2 separate regions of the Mus musculus genome follow, and region 1 is linked to region 2. A link is a loop called in an ENCODE intact Hi-C map of the cell type or tissue named here. Cell type or tissue: left cerebral cortex. All regions are shown on one strand. Each heading gives the region's core, and the rest is flanking DNA. Links, peaks and the distances in the headings are about the cores only.

The links. Peaks named below come from ENCODE experiments on the same cell type or tissue, not always from the same donor. Only the 100,000 strongest peaks of a DNase experiment are listed, where the experiment ranks them.
Region 1: it touches region 2 in a loop (4-fold over the local background); 7 of 42 quality-filtered maps call a loop at or near these places.

The regions. Positions count from the first base shown.
Region 1 is chr4:59,461,513-59,464,426 of GRCm38, forward strand. No RefSeq gene overlaps it. Among named protein-coding and RNA genes, the nearest start is that of Susd1, 24 kb to the left of the region's middle. In left cerebral cortex, for the core only: no CTCF peak of the experiment used is centred there; a DNase peak (open chromatin) is centred at 1,196.
Region 2 is chr4:59,382,592-59,385,505 of GRCm38, forward strand. The region is part of intron 6 of Susd1 (sushi domain containing 1); the gene reads right to left. Among named protein-coding and RNA genes, the nearest start is that of Susd1, 55 kb to the right of the region's middle. In left cerebral cortex, for the core only: no CTCF peak of the experiment used is centred there; DNase peaks (open chromatin) are centred at 1,398 and 2,154; H3K27ac peaks cover 1,165 bases.

The DNA.
Region 1 (2,914 bases), core at 246-2,745, 79 kb after region 2:
AAGGAGCTGGCCAGTGGTGTAGCACCTGACTGTAATTTCAGCGTTCTGCAACCTGAGATAGAAGGATCTAAGTCCAAGGCCGACCTGGGCCGCATAGTAAGGATTCTGTCTCAAAACTATGCAAACACCAGTACCACCGCCAAACGGTCATTGTTCTGCCCCCTGTTCAGGAGGCCTTGGAGGCACGGATATTAGTTACATGGTACTGGTCCAAAGTGGAGGGTGGGGGCCATGCCCACCCACAGAAATAAGCTTTCATTGGCAGTAAGCCACAGTTTACTGTTGTATCAGCATCATGTAGATTCTTTAAGCTCCTCTCTAGACTCCACCAGAGCTTCTTCCCTTTCTGAGGTTCTATAAGCCCGGTTCTTCTAACACCTTGTGAGAGCCCGCTTACTTATCTTGCCCCAACTAGCCAGGACCTGGGTGCCGTGTCTTATTCAAGTTTTCATCAAGAATGTCCATAGCACGTTAGCTACTTGACAGATGCTGAGCGAAGGCATCCGTGGCCAAACACTTCTCAAGTTTATAGTCAGATGCTTTTCCATCTAATAGCACCTGGGGTGTGACTGTACTGGTCACACCAAGGTTATTTCCTCCCTGGTGTCATCTCCACAGTACCTTAAACAAAAGATCACCTCCCTTGAAATAGGTCCACGGTCTCTGCAAATTCAGATACTTGTAGCTGTGTTCTTTATACAGTTGCTGGTAATCAGAAGACAGATTCTGGCAGATGACATTAAATTTTAGTCACAAACGAAAAGAGAAACAGTGACATTTCCACAGCTGGAAATTTCAAAAAGGTCACTTGCCACTCTGACGCCACAATTGCAATGTTTGTTTACATTCTCACTGTCCATACTGCTGGAGACGTTAACAGGGTCAACACAGAAAGGCTGGCTGGGTAAATGACTTATCTAACAAAGGGGGACTTAACCATTTCTCTGAATGTTTATTACTGGGCACAGGGATTCTTAGTCATTGGGTCAGCAGGCTGCACATTCAACGCTCAGACTGAAGAACAGCAAGAAAATAGTTTGATTGTATTTTGAAAACTCTTTTTTTCCCCAACACAAAATACAGAGATTTGAATGTAAGGCGCTAGGCTGGCAGGTACGTGGCTGACGTGGGAGGAGAGCTAGTTCAGCAGCCGCAGAACCAGGTGGCACTGGGCAGATAGATGACAGCCAGGGAGTGCTGCTCATGTGAAGGGCTTGGCGCCATATGGCTGCAGCTACAAATGAAAGTAAGTGCTGTTTTAAGGCAACTGCAGGCTTTAATTTTAAAAGCAAATTTTGACTTTTGAATCATTATACTACAGCAAAAAAATATTTAAAGGGCCAAGGGAATGGTTCAGTGAATAAGAGTGCTTACTGTGAAAGCAAGAGGATGTGAGTTCTAGTCCCCAGCACCTATGCAAAAAGCTAGGCATGGTCATGTGTGCCTGTAACCTCCAGCATTGGTATGTGAAGACCAGTGGATTCCAAGAGCTCACAGGCTACAAGTCCAGTAAAAGCCCTGGGCTCCAAATAAGTAACAAAGGTGGAGAGAGAATGGCTGACCACTCCTCTGGAGTCTGTATGTGCACACATGAGTACACATGCATACAGTACACACACACACACACACACACACACACACACACACACACACACACAAATAAGGTAGGAGGTGATAGAGGAAGATTCCTGACATCCTCTTCTGGCCTCCGTATGCATACACGTGCATACACAAAGTAGGAGGCTTCAATTAAAGAGATGAAAATAAAACAAAACAATCAAAAAAAAAAAAAACAAAAAAAATTCTTTTCAGAAGCTTGGCCTATGAAGGGTAAAGAGAGCAACGGAGAACAAGGAAGTCAGCAAGGGAGCCTGGAGGTTTATGCTTTAAGCTGGGAGAAGCCTGAGCATATTTTAAAGACTGGTAGGCTAATCCAGAAGAGCTTCAGGGATGGAAAGTGCATAGAGGGATGGAGAGTGCATACAGGGATGGACAGTGTGGGGTATCTGACATGAGCAATGCAGATGTTTCATTTTCTCACAGTTCTGGAAAGTAGGAAGTTCCAGGTCAAGGTGCTGGGTTTGGTGAGGGATTTTATCTTCATGTGACAGAGAAGAAAGGCGACAAGAGTAGAAGACAAAGTTCAGAAGGCTAAACCAGGCCCCTGGTGTAAGATCCTTACACCAGATCTACATTGGTGCCACCAATGCAAGGAGTCCTCCCCGGCACTCCACCAAACACATTACAGCCTTGCTCTGTAACACCTAGATGACAGGATTTATAGATGGGATAGAACGAGATCTCTTGAGTAGAGGAGAAGGTGAACCTGAGAAAGGGGCAGACAGCAGGAAAACGGATCAGTAAGATGTGACTTGAGATCTTCACCCTGACTGTGGAAGTAGATGCTCTCAGTGTTCAGATTTGAGACAAATACTCCACTATGTTATTCAGTCTTCAACTCACTGTGGAAGTCAGTCATGTTGGGTGGGTCTATCTGGTAGCCCTTTATAGTCTTTTCCCTTTGTTTCTAACACAGAAAATGGAGATCCGTGTATAAAGTCATTTATTCACATATCTGTGGAGCTGCTGAACAATATATAGTCTTGCCAACACCAGTATTTGTGGGGTTCCCTGCTTGCAAAAAAAATTGTAACGCATAAGTCAATACTCAGGGTTCTTGTTCGGTAATTCACGACATGCACGGTGACTTAAAAAACAATTTGGCCTACCCAACATACACATTCCTAGATGATGTGGGACAGGGTGACTTGCTTGGCATTATTTCAGACCTGGCATTAACAAACGTTCCTTCTCATAGCCATTGTCATGTTCTTGCTTTTTTTTTCTTGTTTTTACAATTTACAACACCCCCCAAGGGAAGTGCTGAAGTGCTGGCTAGCGTTTTTTACATGCA
Region 2 (2,914 bases), core at 164-2,663:
CTCAAGACCGCCATCAAGATAAGTGAGAAGAGACTTACCACACAGGCACAAGGAGTTGTGTCTGAGCCTCAGACCCGATGTTCATTTGTTTCCTGTTCACTTATTTATTTACTGTAATCAGCTTGATGGGCCACTAGATACCACTGGAATCTACTCTGGGATGCTGGAGCGAGGCCCAGAACTGGACTTAGCATTATATGCTTACACTAGGAAAGTGGAGACTGATGGATAGATCCCTGTCCCATCTAGTAGGTGAGATCAGAGTAGTGAGAGATCTCATTTCAAAAGCCCAAGTTTGGTTCCCAGCACCCACACCCACATCAAACAGTTCACAACCACCTATAAGATCAGCTCCAAGGGATTTGACACAGGCACCTCTAGTCACTGCACACAGACACATCATTAAAAATAATAAAACTTTTTAAAGTTAAAAAACAAAACAGATGGCTACCGTGGAACAATACCCAAAGTTGACCTCTCTGGCTTACACACACACACACACACACATACACACACACACACACACACACACACACACACACACACACACACACAGGGGGAGGGTGGAGAAATGAGAATGATAATTCAATAATTCTTTACCTCAGGAAATGATACACCATTGATACTCCTTTTATTGGCTAAGAACAGATTTAGCCACCATGAGGAACAAGGAACCTGGGCCGGAAACACCCGTAGGTTAACATAATTCTCTTGTACAGAACCAAGGTCAGCTTTGGATTCACCTGGACTACTGAAATGGTCACATGTCTGCATCGCACCACACTTGTTTTTTTGAGTAAATCCAAGTCATATATTAGTAACGGAAAATAAATTGAGGCTGAGAAGAAAACACAAATTTCTACAGAGACATCAGAGTATCAGCTATGAAGCCTAAAAAAATTCATAGGTTTCTACATCAATATTCCTCTTCAGAACATAATAATGTGGTTTAAAAAAAAAAGAATACAGTTGTCAGCAGGAAAAACCAAAAACAAACAAACCCCAGACAAACAAACAAATAAACAAACAAAGTAATGGCCTTGTTCTTTCGTCTCCTTGGTTAGCAAGGGTGATGCTGATTCCAGTCAGTCCATCACTGGATAAACTTCAAGTATAACTGGCCACATCTGTGGCTGCCCATTAAAGTCCAGGACTTTTAACATCCCTGCTCCCTCAAACAGCCTTCTGACGGTAACTCAGCAGCTGGTGCAGAGGGAGCAGAGGTATTTCCCCCTTCATCTTCTCCCTCAATTGCCAATAAAGCAAACAGCCTTCCTATTCGGGGTGCCTGTGTCATCCAAGTGGAGATTAGAAAAGGGTTTCCTTTCTTGTTCTTCCTTTCTGCTCGTTCACTATGACAACTGTAAATGACATCTCAAAGATGCCATCTGCCTGTAGCCTGTGCCATGTTCTGCACAGATGGGACCCAGATCTGATTATAGCGATGCCAGATATTCCATCCCAAAGAGAAGCCTACCCAAGCTGATGTCTTCCCCCATCAAGTTCTACAAACAGATTGAAAAGACTTTTTTTTTGTTTTTTTTTACAAAAATCCCAGGTGTCAAATGCCTGCATTAATGCTGCCCTTTGAATATACAACACTTGGCAAAATGTACGCTAATTCTAACTATGCCATTAATTGAAAAACGCATAGGGACTGACAAGATAATTCAGTGGATAAAGGCACTTGCCAGCAAGACAATGACCTGAGTTTGATCCCCAAAACCCTGAGGAGGAAACATACTCTCACAAGTTGGATTCTGACCTCTACACGTGCACAGTGGCATACATGCACCTACACATACACACAACCAAGTAAACAAATGCCATAAAAATTGAAAACAAGGAAAAAAGAAAAAAAAACCATACGAAAGTCTTTTTCGGACTGGTGTCCTCTTCCATTTACTGCCCATGATTTACAGAATTGTTACTGGATGGCAAGCATCCACCTGTGTCAAACACTGGACTGTGAAGAGGATTAGACCACCAGTTCTTCCTTCAAGGAGCATGTTGCCTAATGGACGGAGCAGTCACTGCTGCAGGCAACTGAGAGCTCAGTAGCATCATCGCAGGCTCCACACAAATACGGAAGGGCACAAAGAAGGAAGGCCTGGAGGACCTGGGAAACTGAGTTTCATAGTGGGCACTGCCTTGGGGCATAAGTGGCTGTAGAGTAGAGGGCAGAGAGAACAGCGAGTCTGGACATCAAGGCTAGCGAGGCGGGGAAGAGGAGTGAGGGAGAAATGTCAGCTAGGTACAGAGCGAGGCTGCAGAGGAAGCACAGGCTGCACCCGGGGAAGGGCTTGCCTGCCAGACGGAGGACAGACACCCCTCCTCCGAGCAGAGGCAAGCTGCAGGGTAATGAGGGGGACAGTTTTCCATCTGAAAGGAAGCACCAGGGTACAGAAGAACCGGAGGTCATAAAATAGAATCTAATGCCATTTCCTCCACGACAACTATGTCAGGCTCAGACTGCTCTTCCCAGGCCTGATCTCATTTGCCCCGTAGCCATAAGAAGCAATAATAAAAACAATAAGAATGAACACTTATTAAGTTATAACTATGGACCAGAGAGTATGTACAGGACTTTACCCTTCAAAATAACCTGATGGCTGGACAGAGCCATGTCCATTTTATAGTCCCAAGGCTTGGATGCGAAGTAGCCTGCAAGAGTCAGGCGGCATGAGGGACAGAGTCCAGACTCGCAATGAGACGTGTCAGACCCCACTGTTAGGAGCATCCGCACTAAACTGGTCAAGAGGCAACAGGATGAAAGCGGGGTGCTGTATTATAAAACAAGAAACAACTCTGAAGGAGGTGACTGGGAAGTGAGGGAGGAGGAACAGAGAGGAGCCCAGGCTGACTGCCAGCCTTTGAGCTCAAGAGTCTGAATGAATGGCCCTCCACTGTTCTC